Linked DNA regions of Homo sapiens: region 1 is linked to region 2. The links are chromatin loops, found by intact Hi-C in ENCODE. Cell type or tissue: MCF 10A. All regions are shown on one strand. Each heading gives the region's core, and the rest is flanking DNA. Links, peaks and the distances in the headings are about the cores only.

Region 1 (8,992 bases), core at 477-8,476, 230 kb after region 2:
TTTTTTAAGGATGAGAGAGAATAAAGAAACCACAATAGAAACTCCAAGTGGCCTACCAGTGAACCACAAATATCTTCTGAGTGAATAAGTATTCACTTTTATACTTTACACAGTCTGATTATGACTGTGTTTTTTAAATTCCCTGAAGATTTGCTATCTCATTCTTCTTGCAAGCTTGATTTGTATCTTGAATGTCCAATTGCTACTTTACAGGCTGGATTATCAGCTCGTTGAGGAATAGTCCCTTCCCAAGGTAATTTTGAACAGATTTCTTCACTTCTGCCTGAACCCTATTTTTGTATTATCCATGAGGCTTAATCTTCAATTTATATAGAATATGTAGACTCTTTCAGAGTTTAGGAATGCACACTTACCAGGTGCAGGAGGCTGAGTCATTTGCAAAAAGATTGAGCCTAACAGAGAACATCCAGTAATTATTGTGTGGATAAGAGCTGAGGGCAAATCTAGCCTGTGCGGTTGGTTTTTCAAATCCTATTCTTAAATCTCACAGTTAACATTTCTACTTCTTATTTTGGTTATTAGGCCAGTATTGGGGGTTGGAGTATAGGTTCATTGAGCCAACTACTGTATGCTGCTCTGCTGGGAACATCTTGAAGATTTCATTGCATATACCTCTTATGTCACGGTGTTTGTTTTTCAAACAATTTGACATTTTAAGCCTTCAGCAGCCTGGAAAGTTTGCCTTCCAGATGCAATTTCTCTGAACGCCAATTTCCATGTGGTCAATTTCTGCCCCCCTTTCAAACTGTGGGACAAATCCAAATCCCTAGCTGACCATGCTGACTGTCTCTGAAATGCAATTGCCTATCAGGGTTTCACCCAGAGACCACCAAAGACAGTTTTCCACAAACTCACCTAGCCAGGCTGGTGGTGTCTAAAGGCTCAGCCAACAGTGAAACCTCACTTATTTTCTTACTGGTACCAAGCCTTTTTATTCCCCCTCAATGTCATATAGGATCCATCTTCGTAGGCTGGCACATCAATCTTTTAGTTCTTGGTTTATTTCTTTTGAACATGGAAAACACTAACTTACCACAAGAAATATCTCCCATGCTGTAGACATTAGGTTTCTGGAATCATATACTTCATGCTGTTGTTGTTGTTGTAATTTTATCATGATTTTCAAAGACATTCTGTTTCCTATACTGCTTGCTAATAAGGGAAATTTAATTCAGAACTAGGTGAACAACGAAGTCAAATTTACTCAGATGCAAAATGGGCATAACATAGTACGTGCTGAAAATGTATAGAGAAAGAAAGTAGGTTATTGGTTGCTTGGAGCTGGAAGTGAGGATGTACCTTGATTATAAAGGTCATGCATGATCTTACCAGGGTGATGAAAATGTTCTAAAACCATATATTATGCTGATGGTTGTACACAGTGCAGTAAATTTGCTAAAATCATTAAGTCGTACATTTAAAATGGGTAAATGTTTAGGTATATACATTATACCTTAATAAAATCATTTCATAAAGGGAAAGTTGTACCTGCATAAGATTCTTTTGATAATTAATCAAAATTGTCTATGGAAAATATCTTCTGGGCTTCAGCAAGTACCCAGTAATCTTAACCAAAATCAGTACCATGTTAATAGCAATAAAAGTCATAAAAGTATTAATAGTCCATAAAAGTCAACTCATTTTCAAGATTCCTCTGGCCCTTTGGCAACTATACGTCACACATGCATACTCACACTTACACATACCTTGACCTGTAGATGTGATTCATTTAGGTGCTCTTGGAGTTTAACTTGTTCTCAGCTGTCATCTCTGTTATCTGCTTTCTTATCACACAGTCTAGCACCAAAAGTCTATTATTGGAATGAAAAGGCTTCAATTTCTTCCTTTTAATCTGTGATGGTTAATATTGTATCAACTTGATTGGACTGAAGGATGCAAAGTATTGTTCCTGGGTGTGTTTGTGAGGGTGTTGTCAAAAAAGATTAACATTTGAGTCAGCGGACTGGGAAACGCAGACCCACCCTCATCAGTCAGGGTGGGCACCATCTAATCAGCTGCCAGTGCTGCGAGGATACAAGCAGGCAGAGGAGCGTGGAAGGACTAGACTGGCTTAGCCTTCCGGCCTCCGTTTTTATCCCGTGCTGGATGCTTCCTGCCCTTGAACATTTGACTCCAAGTTCTTCAACTTGGTCCAAGGGACTCTTGGACCTTCAACCACAGACTGAAGGCTGCACTGTCAGCTTCCCTACTTTTGGGGTTTTGGGACTCAGGCTGTCTTCCTTGGTCCTCAGCTTGCGGATGACCTATTGTGGGACCTCACCTTGTGATCGTCTGAGTCAATACTCCTTAATACACTCCCCTTTAGATATACATCTATCCTATTAGTTCTGTCCCTCTAGAGAACTCTGACTAACACATAAACCAAATCTTATCTCTTCAAGAATTGTGCATGATTTTTGCTAGACTCAGTCACCATTTTACCAACATACTTTAAAAGATGAGCGGCCCCTCTAGGTTATTTTTCTCACACTCAAAGCTTCAAAGATTTTCATAGCTTTAAACTCCACAAATGCGAAAGTGGATTTCTCTTCATTTCACCTATCCCAATGTTTATTAATATTTTTTTCTCCAGAGACCTCAGAATTATCTTTGACTTGTTTCTTGCTCCTGACTTACAGAAAGTCCCACAAACCCATTAAGTTTGCTCTTGAATGACTCTCTGTCTCCCTTTTGACTCCTTCCCCACTCTGTTTTTTTAACATCTTGTGTAAGGGTGATAGTGAGAAGAAAATGCTAATTTCATTGCTCTACCAATTTTGTCTACAATATCCTGATTCCCTTGCCAGATTAATGCTCCTAAATGACAGACTTTTGTCATCTTTCTTCTTCTCATTAACCTTACTTATTCAGTATTGTACTCAATCTACATTTATTAAAAAATGTTAAATCTAAAAACAAAGTCTGAAAACCCTCTTTCTCTCTCTCTCTCTCTCTCTGTGTGTGTGTGTGTGTGTGTGTGTGTGTGTGTGTGTGTGTGTTTGTTAATGTGCAGGTATACAATATTTCATCCCTCCCTCAAAACTCAGAGTTCACCATAGTAAGGTAGAGAACCTGAGACATCTGTGGTAAAGAGACGCTTTACATGCAGTTTCATACAGAATTTATTACGGTGTTTTGAACACAGAATACTTTAAAAGCATCTTCAGAATCATCTTGTGCAGGACTGTAGAGTGAAATATTAGGCTAAAAATTATTATCTAGGCTGGGCACGGTGGCTCATGCCTGTAATCCCAGCACTTTGGGAGGCCGAGGCAAGCAGATCACTTGAGGTCAGGAGTTCAAGACCAGCCTGGTTAACATGGTGAAACCCTGTCTCTACTAAAAATATAAAAATTTTCCAGATCTGGTGGTGGGTGCCTGAAATCCCAGCTGCTTGGGAGGTTGAGGCAAGAGAATCATTTGAACCCAGGAGGTGGAGGTTGCAGTGAGCAGAGATCATGCCACTGCACTCCAGCCTGGGCAACAGAGTGAGACTCCATCTCATACCCCCACGCAAATTATCTAAATATGAGACTCAGTAGGTGAGGAAAATGATTAATTTGACTTTTCTCTATCCCAAAGTGGAAGAATTTTGGTTCACCTCATTCAAATTTGCCCCTGTCCCTAACAGGTTTAAGTCTTTCGCCCTTATTCAGCTTGGTTGCATATTTTTTGGAAGTTTTATTTCCTTCTCATCTTTTGTGTCCTTGAATCATTTCAGGACATTTCCCTGAGGAGGTGGCTATGATGGTAGAACTTACAAGACTTCAGTGGACATAAGGTAAGTATTTTTTCAAATGATTGTTCAAAATTGATTTTTCCAAATGATTGTTCAAAAATGAGCCCAGGTAATCATGCCGGAGTGTGGTAATACAAATACAGAAAATTTCATTTTTGACCAGAGATCCACTCACTTTTTCTAGGTTGGCTACAGATAGCTTAAATTTTAATTAAGTTAAAATTTAACTTAAGTGTCTGCTCTACGCCCATTCATATTATGAAGGTAGCATCAATTGTGTAAATACGTGCAGCCAAGGCCAGGTATTGGCCAGATCACTGATGGAATAAAGTGATATCTCACACTGAAAGCAAGACGTCATTACTACTTAATCTTTCTAGGAAAACAGTGTCACACAAAAACATTTGAATCTATAATTGGCATCTTTAAAGATGCTTGCCATCTGGACCTCACTCGGTTTAATTAGTCATTGCAGGGTGGCGGTTCTCTTGTAAAAACCTTGCACTCCATTAACCTTGACTTTTCACACATTGACATTTCAAGCCCCTTCTTTGCTTTCATATGGTGGAGTGGACACGTTTCCATTTAATAAGAGTCCACCTCGGGATTCATGAGCCAGACGCTTGTTATTTGGCAAGGCCACTCAGCCCAAGTCTATAAATTCTGGCAGCCAGGAAAGGTTTCAGGCAGCTAAAAATGGCAAGAGAGCAGGAGTCATGGGATTCACCCCACCCTTCCTTTAGAGATTTCCAAATAGCATGGTGAGCAAGGATTGAGAAGGGTAGCCGAGAGAAATAACACATAGTAATGAACCTGAATAAAACCTAAGAGTGATTCATGCACTAAGGCAATTTTATTCAGCTGTGGACAGCTACTCCAAGATGGATCATTTAGAAATTTCTGTAGCTGAGACATTTTAGACTAGTATGCCTTTTTTTTTTTTTTTTTTTTTTTTTTTTTACCTTTTAAGTGAAGTACTGTTAAACTTGGGGATAAGGAAATAAGGTTTCCTATATTTCAGGACAGTCTGTAACATTCAATATTGTCCTTCTTATCATTTTTCGATTCCCTTTGGTGATTGATTATTTTCTGCAGGTAGATGTCAGGACAATAACCATGGTTGTTCAATAGAATATCTGTACCTGTTTTACACAGTGTTTTTGTTTGTTCCTTTGTTTTTAGTTGGAAGCTATGTAGTGGAAATGGCCATAAGATATGGTAAGAATGATGTCAAGGTAGTTACAGAAAGATTAACAGTCTTGCCTTTTGTGGTCCAAGGAGAATCTCTATTTGTAGATTGTAAGGGTTCTCTTGGGCCTTATTGAAACGAAAAATGTTTTCTCTTATACTTATCTTCTAACACTTTATTTCTAACATTATTTCTATGTTTTATTACTACATTTTTTCATCATGCCTAGTTATTAAAGCAAGTTATGTCTCTTATAGGACATAGAATTGTTTCTTTACATTTTTCCTTAATTATTTTATTCCTTTAATAACCACTTATTATGCTAGACTTCTGACCATAATCAAAGTTAGAAAATTTAAGTTTTAAATTTTAACTCTATTCACTGAATCCTGTATATGGAATAACATCAATAGAGACAGTTGCCAGTTAGCAATAGTGTGGTAGAAATTAAATTTGCTAAAGTATGCACAGGATACCTTTTTGCAGTAGTTCTCCAGTGTGCATGGTTAAACCTATCAGTATCCCTAAAACATAGCTATCGTGCTGGGCATAGATGCAGCTCTAGCAATAACATATTAACTAACCAGTTGATTAATTAGCTCTAGCTGTGGTAGCCAGTTGGGATATTTTAGAACTGAAATATAAATATACCATGGACCTCCTCAAATAGGCTCCGTGCATTATTTAAATCAAGAGGCTAACTACTGCCATGCACTAATGCAATATGACCACTAAGGCAGTATGTTCCATCTTTATTTTGTGGACATAATGGCCATGCTTGAGTACATTATGAGGTATAAGTACCTGAAGCAGGGTCACCAAGCAGCTAGGGAGAAGCATGTGAGCATTAGGTGGCTTGGAGTATGGACTTCAGTAAAATTGCAATCAAACCCTAAGATTATTAGAAGGTGTTGACACAAAAACCTCTTTACAACTCTTTACAGAGTGTATATTTTTATAGCAGCCGCCTATGAAGGCACTTTACTTTCAGTTTTATACCAGTTATCTATTGTCACAGCAATACTACATAGCAAATCATATCAAATCTGTGTGGCAAAAGAAGATAAGAATTTTCAAAATCGTGAGTCTTGGAGTTGATGGTTTAGTTGGGCTGGACTCACCTGGCTGGATCCCTTGCCTCAGATGGGATCACTTTCATATCTGGCAGTTAAGTGACTGTCAGCCAGGGCTAAGATAGCTACTGGGCCTGTTTGCTCAATCTCTAGCAGGAGAGCCAGGCATGTTTTTATGGCAAAGGTAGAAAAAGTAGAAGTGCACGTGACCTCTTGTGGCCTGGGCTCAGAACTAGTGAACCATCACTTCAATAGCATTCTATTGACTGAAACATGTCACGGATTCAGAGTGAGCAAATAGAATCTATAGACGTCACCTACTTAAAGAAAGAAATTGCAAAGTTACATGGCAAAGGGTGTGGGAACAACATGGAGTAAAGAACTGTGGCTGATAATTATATGTGTTTATTCTTTATCAGAAATACTTTTATCAGAAAATCTTAATTTTCTCCAACTGTAATTGATTAGGATGTCAAGCTACAGGTAGACATATAAGATGTCAAAAATATAGAATTAGAAAACTTATTAAAGAAGTATCTGTAGAGTTGACATACAATTCTGCTCATAGAAAGGGAGAAGAATGCCTTTTCTTAGCTCAATATAGTAAAATCTGTGCCAATTAACAGTAAAATATCAATCAATTTTGGAGATGCCTGGTATCATTTTTAAGAAGAATTGCGAATGTATGCTATGTTAGAACCACGTTCTGGCAGAAGGCTTCCTCTAACCTTGTCCTTTGCTCATTCTCTATTTTTTTTAACATCCTACATTGTTTTCCTTAAAGCAAAGTCCTGGTAGGACAAGTAGAGAAACGATCAATCAGTCAATGGGAAACTGGGATAACTTTTTCTATCAGCCATGAAATATTTTTCAGTGATATAGCTGCAATTTAAAAACTTGAACATGATGCATGAGTTAACCATATTCTAAGTCTTTTATACTAAAGACACCACACCCACTGGAGAAAATAGATTTCAAATATGTGGAGTCTATTGATTATAAACAAGTGAAGTAATGGCAAAATTTTCCTCAGAATAATTTACAAACACACTTTTATGAAATATTTTATAAAACAATGAGAATAAAGTAAATTACCTTCACAAATAGATAAGTAATTGTCCCTGTTTGCCCAGGGCTGAGGGTTTTCAGAAACATGGGACTTTCAGGGCTAAAACTTGAAATGTTTTGGGCAGACTGATCGTCAGTCACCCTATTCACAGTATGACTTTTGGAAGAATAGTTAATAATCTCATATTTTGCATGGGTCAAACAAGTTTGATTAAACTGGGTATTAAAGGTATCTATATATCTTTTGCAAATATAGTAGTTTTATTTCATTTTATATGGACAATTCTAAATTATTCTACTTTACTTTGTTGCCCAAGGTACAAAGTGCAATAGAGCATCTTTTACTTACAGGAATATTGACTAAAGGAATAAAAATAAATACTTTTATAGGTAAATAACAGAAATAAGATGTCATTATCTTTAGTAATTAAAAAACTCAGTCTAACCCATCTATTTTTGTTTTATTCTATGTCAAGTAGGGAAATTGTGCTGAAAGATTTCTAAGATGCTTTTGCTATGATGTTCTATAACTCTAAGCTTATATTAAAATGTATTCTCTATTAGAGGAAAAGGTACTTAAGAATTCAGACTCACTTTTAAAGAGTTAAATAGCACTGCAAAATGTTGCTATTTTAACAGAACATTTTAAACCAACTAAGTGTACTAACTACTGTTATTGTTTATTTTCTTTCTAGTCTAGAGATTTTTTTTTCATTTTAATCTGCCAGAAGGGACCTTCAGGATTTGAGCCTTAACATTGTTCCTAAGACTTGAATTTATTTTTTAATTAGGGTTAAAATAAAAATAAATGTTCACTTTCTAGAGCTATGCAAGTTTGGGGAAAAAAAGAAACTTCCTCATCTGAAAAGATTTAATGGTAATCTATGCTGTAAAAGAGCATTTTGAAAAATATAAAACAAAGAGCTTTCAAAGTGGTCAAAGGCTAATGTAAAGTGATATATTTCAGACCGGAGAGATGGTGTAACTTACTCCTGTCACTGCTGCCTGTTTATTGTGTTTGTCTGGTTGGCCTGGCAACCAGCTCATGCCATTTCACTCATTTTATAACGTTCCTGTAAATGTTAGGTAGGCCTGGATTTATTATACACTGTCAACACCTAAAATGGAACCCACTGCTTAACGTAGTTTATTTGGCTGGATGCCCCTGCCTCCTTGAAAAAAAATGGTGTGTGTGTGTGCGTGCGTGTGTGTGTGTTAAAAAAAAAAATCTGTAGTGCCTCCAAAAGAAATGTAGCCCAGGCAAAATTGAAGTTGGGTGGCATGGGCTGTGTCAAATGAGCACTTGAGCCCAGGAGCCGTTGTGTTGTTGGCTGGGAACATCTGACTCACAATATTTGTGTCTTGGGTTTACAGGGACAGAGGACCAAAGCCATGTTTATTGCTGAATTTATCATCCCCAAAGAAACCAGATGGCAATCACTGTTGTCCAGAAAGGCCTCTGAGCCATTGGAGGGTGAATCATAAGACTATTAGAAGTTGGACAGATTTCTCTTCTTCTTATTAACATGCTAGTTTCTTCTACTTTATGACAAGGCAGTTTTGATGGAGGCTCAAGAGATACAGTCCTGGAAAGGCTGCATTTCGGATAGCCTTAATTAACTTTATATAAGCTATTGAGATGATAGCTGGAGCATTAAGGCAGAACCGATAGGAAGCACCAATCTGATTCAGAAATATTAAAGTGAAATGTGGTCCTCAAGCCAAAACCAGTGACGGCTGACTCAGCCCAGCAATGATGAAAATCACAGACAGGTACCTCTGTTGCTTTGCTCTTGGTCAATCACACATTGAATTAGTGTCCTATTCATTTATTACCCTGCAGGCAGAAGGGGTTCGCTGTTAGCTAGAGTGGACATTTGTTGATAGCTCTGTTCAGTACAA
Region 2 (8,992 bases), core at 386-8,385:
CACACACACACACAGAGACACACAAATACATGCACATACACACAAACACACACACACACCTGCTTCAAAATTTACATTAGGAAAACTATAAACAAGATTGAACTAATGTGGCTATTCAAAGGCACAAAGCATGTTATATATTCTCAAATATCCAGCAGTAAAGAAAGTTCTAAACCATATTTAATCCAAAACCATCTAAAAGTATTTGATTCATTGATTCTTTTCTGTTCCTTTTACCTATTCTCTTCCCTTGCGAGTTGTTTAGAAAATAAAGATTTTAAGTAATTCCCAAGAGTCTGTGAATGACTGATAAAAAACACTGAAAAAGAACTAGGCTAAACTTCATAGTAGTTCAGCTTGGACTTGGCTGATCATAACCCATGTTCAGTGCAAGTTAAAATGAAAACCAAAACCAAAATAGGACAACGACGACAACAAACTTGACTTTATGGAATGCACCAGTGTTTTATCTTGACGAGATTCAGAGACCTTACTACAGTGTTGACAGCTTTTCAATCCTAGAGCAGGAGATCAAGACTTGAAAAGAGACTTTTAGGCTAAGGTAAGGGAATATCTTCCTTTTCATGACCAGGAGTGAGTTTTGCCTAGACTGTGAGATGTAGAGATGCCTGAAGCACTCCCCATTAAAAGGTGCAGCTAGTTATGGTCATGGGTTAGGGGTGACTTGGGTCCCAAACCAAGAAGATCAGATCTCCTGAGCTCCAAACATGACAGCAGGACCAAATATGAGATCAGAACCAAGGTAAGATACCAGAACCACACAGTAATGGAGTTCAAAGCCAAAGAAGTAGCTCAGGGCATTTGTTTCACATAGGGCAAGTATGTCAGAGACTTTTGTTTGCTGGTAACAGGATAAGTTAGCCTGAATTTAAGGCATCAGATCTATGCAAATACAGCATTCTGGCTGATGTTTCTTGCTAATATCCAAATGAAATCATATCTCAATCAAATTCTTTATTTTCTAGTTCAAATCTATCTACATTTTAAAAAGGTAAATTTCAAATGCTATGCTTTTATGATGCCTGGGATAGTATCACCTCTTAGGCCAAAATAAAGAAAACTCCTTTAAAGTTAATTCTAAAGAAGCCATGTACTCGGATGGTTTAAACTACCACCTAGGAAACACATTATTTTATATTTGAAAAGATACCAAACTTGAAAATTTGACAATCAATATTTCCCAGCTGCTCATCTCTAATTTGTGACAGCAACAATAATCTTTCAACTTGTTTGGATATTTTAAAATATTGATATTTTCATTCTTGTAATAACTGAAAACATTTTATTCTTTCTAAATTTTCTCTACCTTATGCCACTTACCCAGACTAGGAAAAAATGACAAACACTGCAAGAAAATTCCTTTTCAAAATCATTCAATTTCTGACTTTATTTCCAGAGAAATTTTGGGTTTGATCACTTGAGGAGATTCAACACTCAGGGGAAACCTCCCAGATGCAATATGTTGAGTATCTCACTTCAACAATTTACAATTGAATGTAAGTTTACCTGGGCTATTTCCACTGTCGAGATTGCCTGCTACTCCTCCTGTTTTGCAAGTAGACTCTAATGTTATAGTTTTTTATTGATTGCTTTTACCAGTATACCATCCACAATTTCTAAATTCTTTAGGCCTGAAGGTTTCTCAGCATTCCTGGAGAATTTATTAGTTTGGAAGAAAGGAAAGAAAAATGGATCCCTGGAAATGCTAAGAGGCTGACCAAGAATACGCTTTTGTCTCCCATGGGGTGAAAAATTAGTCATATACCATGCAACTAAATATTCCTTAGACCCCATATTCGGCTTTTTGTATAAAGTCTGTTAAGTTCTTGAAACATATGGAAAGGATAGATAGTCTAGAATGACCTGGGATATTGGTTTTTTCAAATGAGCCTCAAGAATGTCTCCTCTAAGACCAAACAAAATCAAATTCAAATTATCATTTTGATGACTAATATAGTTTGAATATATGTCCCCAGCCAAATCTCATGTTGAAATGTAATCCACAGAGTTGGAGGTGGGGTCTGGTGGGAGGTGCCTGAATCATGGGGGCAGATCCCTCATGGCTTGCTGCTGTCTTTGGGATAGTGAGTGAGTTCTTGCAAGATATGGTTGTTTGAAAGTGTGTGACTGACACCCCACTCACTCTCTCTCTCTCTCTCTCTCTCTCTCTCTGTCTCTCTCCCTCCTGCTTTCACCATGTGACATGCAAGCTCCCGCTTTACCTCCTGTCATGAATAAAACCTCCCTGAGTACTCCCCAGAAGGCAAGCATATGCAGGTGCCATGCTTCCTATACAGCCTGCAGAACCAAGAACTAATTAAACCTCTTTTCTTTATAAATTACCCAGTCTCAGGTATTTCTTTATAGCAATACAAGAAGAGCCTAATACAATGACATATATCAATTGACCATTACATGAAACTGTTAATACTACTGCCCTACTTCATTCTAAAAGACAAACACATTGCTCTTGCTTACAGCCTCAAGTCCAAAGGAAATTAGGCTGTAATTAAGAAGAAATCACTGCCAGGCGTGGTGGCTCATGCCTGTAATTCCAGCACTTTGGGAGGCTGAAGCAGGCAGATATCTTGATCCTAGAAGTTTGAGACCAACCTGAGCAACATAGCGAAACCCCCATATCTACAAAAATTAGTTGGCTGTGGTGGTGCATGCCTGTAGTCCCAGCTACTCAGGAGGCTGAGGTGGGGGGATCATCTGAGTGTGAGAGGTTGAGGATGCAGTGAGCTGTGATAATGCGCCACTGCACTCCAGCCTGGGTGACAGAGTGAAACTCTGTCTCAAAAAAAAAAAAAAAAAGACAGTTGTGTCAGAGAGAAAAGCAGGAAGTAATCTCTGTATCATCTTTCTCACTGTTGTAAACCTGCAACATAAGTATTATCCTAGATTAAATTTGCTAACTAGACACAAGGAGCTAAACTTGACCCATATATATAACACGTGTAGCCCATTTTTGTGAAACATGTGACTTGCAGGAATGTATATAAAATATATATGTACAGTTGAATGATAAAAAGCAAAATAAACACTTGCCATCCATTGTGCAGCTTATCTTAAACCAAAAACCCCCAAGTGACTCTCCCAGATTGCATCCCCTTCTGTGATAGAATAATGACACCTCAATGATGTCTCTATCCTAATCCCCAGAACCTGTGAATAGGTTACCTCAGGTGGCAACAGGGACTTCGCGGCTGTGGTTAAAGTAAGAACTTTGAGATGGGGAGATTATGTTGGATTAACCAAGTGGGCTCAAAGTAATCATAAAGATCCTCATATGAGGGTGCGGGAGGAATCAGAGTCAGAAAAGAAAGATATGATGAGGAAACCAAAGGTTGTCATGATGAGCCATAAACCAAAAAAAATTCAGAAGGCCTCTAGAAGCTAGAAAAAAAAAGGAAACAGATTCTCTCATAATGCCTCCAGAAGAAAGACAGCCCTGCCAATATCTTGATTTTACCCCTTGAATTCTAGAAGTATAAGAGAATACACTCATGTTGCTTGAAGTCACTAAGTTTGTGGTAATTTATTTAATAGTGGTCATAGGAATCTAATACACCCTCCTTCCTCTGGAAATAATCACTATCCTGACTTTTCGGATAATCATTCACTTACTTGCTTATTTGATTTTAAATTTGTACACCTGTGCATGTATCTAAACAATTTACTGTTCAGTTTGTGTACCTGAGTAGCAAGCACAATCCTGGCTGTGTAAGGATAGGGTAATGTTGCTACGACTTACATGAGATGTCCACAGAGAAAATAAACTGAGCAGTAGCTCTGGTTTCAGTTCCCTGAGAGTTTACAAAATCTCTTTCTGGGTAAATCAGCGGGCAAGCTCATGAGTAAGGCTTGAGTAACCCAAGACTCATCAAGCTGGTATGCCTGGTGCAACTACAGTATGAGCCTCGTACAAAATATCTGGCAGAAGTCTTTTCACTGGGTTAATATGTTCCACTGTCTACACTTACAGAGGCTTATAGGTCCCACTTATAAGTCGCACTTCGAAAAATTTGTTTTTTTCCTGTATAGTTTCTCTTCCACCTCTCTTTATTCATTTTGACCACTATCTTCTATGTTAGAGTCTTTAAAAAAAATTATCTGTTGATTTGGGGCTTTCTGCTCTATGAAGACTAATCCACCAATTAGAGTCATGCTGTTGGAATTGCTCTTAGGTTTACTGTAGAATAATTTGGGGAGCTATTGGTTTGGGATCCCTTGATGTCAGGATCCTAAGGGAACACTAGTCAGATTTTCAGGAAAACATTTTCCCAATTTCCTGTCTGAAGATTAACAATCGGGTCACCCATCTGTTTGGTGCCAAATGGGGAAAGAAGGCTGGGGTGCAGGGTGATTCCTTTTAAGATTCAGGATGCATGTGGCTGCTTAATCCCTTGTTTTCATTCTTTACAGTATCCACATTCTCATCCTTGTCTGCCATCCTGCAATCCACAGACCCTCGATTTTATACTAGCCACGGGACCAATCTATAGTATCAAACGTGTAGGGAAGAACAGTTTGCTCAGAATGTGTTACAGTGGACAGGTGGGGATCTCTCAATATGTCTCCATCAGCTTCTCAGCCCTTCTGATGTTAGCCATCCTGCCTTCTCCCCGAGTTGCAGAGGTATGAGATACCACTGACTGAGCTTTTTTGAAAATTCTGAGAGAATTTAGCTTTCCTCATTCCAAGCTTGGGATTTTGCTTTCTTGGGTCAGCTAAATCCATTACCACTGGGCCATCCCCTTACCAGCTTCCACAACATTTCAACTATCGTCCTTCACCAATTTTGTACATCCTCAAGGCTCACGTATTTAAAAAAAAAAATGCATTATTGTAATTTTAGCATAATTTTTGAAAAAAAGGTTAATGTGTCTATTTAATCTACCTTACAAGTATATAGGTATATGTGTGTAATGGAGTCAGCTTTGTTGATATGTAAAATAAATAAGGATATAATGAGAATATTGTAGATCAAAATCCAGATTTGTGACTTCTCATAACAGATCAGAAGACTTGCCAGCATGAAGTCCATGATAATAGTTAGTTCTATCCATTTGCCAACTGCGTCCTTTAATATGAGTGTGAACTTTTTTATAGGTATTTTATTTATTTATTTATTTTACTTTAAGTTTTGGGATACATAGACAGAACATGCAGGTTTTTTACGTAGGTATAAATGTGCCATGGTGGTTTGCTGCACTCACCAACCTGTCATCTAGGTTTTAAGCCCCGCATGCATTAGGTATTTGTCCTAATGCTCTCCCTCCCTTTCCCCCAACCCAACAGGCCCCAGTGTGTGAAGTCCCCCATCCTGTGTCCATGTGTTCTCATTGTTCAACTCTCACTTATGAGTGAGAACAGAGCATGAACTTTTTTTTTCTTTTTTTTTTTTGAGATGGAGTTTCACTCTTGTTGCCCAGGCTGGAGTGCAATGGCATGATCTTGGCTCCCTGCAACCTCCGCCTCTCGGTTTCAAGCGATTCTTCTGCCTCAGACTCCCGAGTAGCTGGGATTACAGGCGCCTGCCACCACACTTGGCTAATTTTTTGTATTTTTAGTAGAGACATGGTTTCACTATGTTGGCCAGCCTGATCTCGAACTCCTGACCTCAGGCGATCTGCCTGCCTCGGTCTCCCAAAGTGCTGGGATTACAGGCAGGAGCCACCAAGCCCGGCTGAGCATAAACTTTTTAAACAGTCTCCACTACTCCTTTTTGTCTTACAGTGAGAGCATTTCATTATTTTGTGGTACTTTCTTGACCTTTGCAGTGTGAGAAATAACCTTTCATAAATCATACAAATGAACACTACTTCTTAAATTTTATATCATGAGGAGGATATCCAAATGTGGATATTTTTTGTTCATTTCTCACTTTGTAATCTTCGTATTCCCACTTCTCATATGACACTTACTACATGTTGCCTTGTTTTAAAAACAAGACTCTGTCATATTTCTCCTAGTAGTCTAAAAGATCAATAATGGCAGAGCTTATGTTTTGTTAATATGTTCCCGGAACATAGAACTTAGTAGGTACTAAAACATGAACATTGAATGAGTGAATGTATACATAAAATTATTTTAATGAATGTGTTTAATACTCTAGACAAGAGTTCCCTACAAGATGTTCTTTGGAAGATAAGCTGTTTATAATGTTTTTTATGCGAAAAAATGGTTCCATGACTGTTACAAATTGGGAAATGTTTAAATGAGCAAAGCTAAGTGCTTTCTTTACTGCAGAATTGTTTAAGTGTTCATTAATTTATCGATAATATTTTTACATGTCTTCTATTTGCTGGTCATTATGCTAGTTGCTTCAACGATAATAATGTTTACACTGATTCTGCTATTGTGGACCCCAAAATCTAGCAATATACCAACAAAAGAGAGCATCAATGGACTGTTTTCCCTCAAATTTATTTGAACAATAAAATTCTTTTTGGGGAGCATCTTATGGCACTAGTATTTCATGGTACACCCTTTGGAAAACCTGGCTCTAGCCATAAAAATAACTATTTTGATTCAGAAACTAGTTGGGAATTTTTATGTGCAATTAGTTCCAGACCCTGTAGTAAATGGGGACTAATAGATTATAAATAGTACCAGATAGGGTACTCCAAACCCAACTCCATTTAAGAAAAAGTGGTGGAAAAACTACCTCCCAATGGAGATATAAATCAACTCCAAGGGCAACTAATGACTTTGCTTACCATTCAACTTTCCAAGCCAACCTCAGAAGGTAAAACATATTATAATCAATACAGAATATTGCCCAATAAGGACCCAGACACTTAATGGTGTCATGCCGAAAGTGGCACATATTTGAAGCCCATCGTGATGATGAAGATGGTGCCGTGCCTTCCCAGTGAGTCGCATATTATAGCAAGACTCATCATGACAGATGTTTTTCACATACCAACCAACCTAAATTACCCAATCCCAAATACCTCAAACTCAGAGTATATTTTGGAAGAAGGCCAGATTCTATTAATTAACTTTTATCTCTCTCTTGCTCTTTTTTTTTTTTACCATCTCACATACACTTGCTTTTTTTTAATGCAATAAAATTTTCAGTAAACCTCAGGAATCTAATGTTTATTTTAATTAGCAATAAGCTTTTGAACAGGGATACACATGGAGGTATATTATAGTAGCATATTGGACTCTGTCCCTAAAATATAAATGCTAAAAACTGTCATCCATGACTTTTATTTGTTTATTTATCTATTTATTTTTATTGTTTTTATACTTTATCCTTATTTTTTATAAATTAGTCTCCACCTGAGTTTAAAACCGTAGATGCAGGATACTCTGAAAGTTATAGATCCTATTGGTAATTCAACTTAAATATTTTTACTTAAATTGAGTAATATTCCTCCCTAAATGTTTGATTATGACCCAGAAGCATGTCAGTGAATATTCTGAGACCTCTACTAAGACTAGTAATTTCTAGTACAGTGAGGAAGTGAAAAATACACAAAGTGGTAAATACATAGTTCCTTCCCTAGAGGGACTTAACTTTTAACTTGAGACAGAGCACAGACACAGCTAAATAATTAACCATAGCAAGTTATAGTCATAAGTTGACATGGTAGGGAAAAGAGCAATGCAGAAATAGGTTGCTTTGCTTTGCTTTAAGTGTTTACTTTGGTATATTCAATTTAGAAAATGCAATCTTTTTTTTTTTTTTTTTTTTGGAGACGGAGTCTTGCTCTGTCACCCAGGCTGGAGTGCAGTGGCGCGATCTTGGCTCACTGCAAGCTCCGCCTCCCGGGTTCACGCCATTCTCTTGCCTCAGCCTCCCGAGTAGCTGGGACTACAGGCGCCCACCACCACGCCCAGCTGATTTTCGGAGGCCGAGACGGGTGGATCACGAGGTCAGGAGATCGAGACCATTCTGGCTAACACGGTGAAACCTCTTCTCTACTAAAAATACAGAAAATAGAATCATTTTTAAAATGGGAAGCATAGAGCTGAGAATTAAAAAGAACCCAATAGTTATTGGAGGGTTTATAGAAAAATAATAGTGATGGCATTAATAATTAATGGACATTTACTGAGTGCCTACTATGTGTCAAATAGCTCATCTTCACATTCTGCTAATCTTGACAATGGTCCAAAAATAGTTGTTTTTCTTACCATTTTATTAATGGGCAAAGCTAGACTCCCAAGCTAGTATTTAGCTATGTTGCTCAATCCCTACTTGAATGGAGAACTTGGATTAAAGCTCAGCTCAGTCTAACCCCAAAGTCATAGGTTTTTCTACCATGCCAATTCCCTCCTAAGAAATAGCCATATTGGAAACTTTGCCTGTCAAGTTTAAGTGGCACTTTGTTGAAACCCCCAAACCGAGTTGCAAATGTTTTGTGCTGAGAGAGCAAGACCAAGTCTTAGTTGATATCTCTAGGTTAGAAAATATATCTGAAAATCATTAGTAAGGTGCTAGCATTGGCATGAGAGAACAAAATCTTCCTTGGGACAAAGAAGCAGCTTTAAAAAATATCTAAACATTTGATCATAGTTAGAACATCTCAGTCTCTAAGGAGGATGACTGCCAACCTCTACCCCAGAACTAGGGTCGAGTTGCCAAGAAGCCAGCATCTTATTATGACAATTTTATTTTCCTGCATAGCTGCGTGGGCCTGACAGAATCATCCCATCACCACGTGACAAGTTGCCGGCAGAGACTTGTCTGGGAATCAGTTGCTGGGGGCTGCCAGCTGGCCTGGACAGGCTGAGCCGGAGAGGCAGATATAGAAGCAATTAAGGCACACATACACTCATGCACATGCGCTCTAGCGCGTGCGAACACACACACACAGACATCACTGCTACTACCAACCCACTCAAACACCTGTAGCTTCATTTGCAAATAATAAATTAATTAAAATGTTCTCATGGGAAAATGCCTTAGTGAAACCATAGGTTTATTGTAATGAAACTCAGCTTCCTGAGC

What was found. A loop is a pair of places that touch in the nucleus more often than their neighbours do. Peaks named below come from ENCODE experiments on the same cell type or tissue, not always from the same donor. Only the 100,000 strongest peaks of a DNase experiment are listed, where the experiment ranks them.
Region 1: it touches region 2 in a loop (1.8-fold over the local background); 2 of 110 quality-filtered maps call a loop at or near these places.

The regions. Positions count from the first base shown.
Region 1 is chr17:71,180,406-71,189,397 of GRCh38, reverse strand. CASC17 (cancer susceptibility 17) reads left to right here. Exons shown (of 4, transcript NR_104152.1): 2 at 3,743-3,802. Among named protein-coding and RNA genes, the nearest start is that of CASC17, 17 kb to the left of the region's middle. In MCF 10A, for the core only: no CTCF peak of the experiment used is centred there; a DNase peak (open chromatin) is centred at 4,487.
Region 2 is chr17:71,407,918-71,416,909 of GRCh38, reverse strand. No RefSeq gene overlaps it. Among named protein-coding and RNA genes, the nearest start is that of CASC17, 210 kb to the right of the region's middle. In MCF 10A, for the core only: no CTCF peak of the experiment used is centred there; DNase peaks (open chromatin) are centred at 3,869 and 6,929.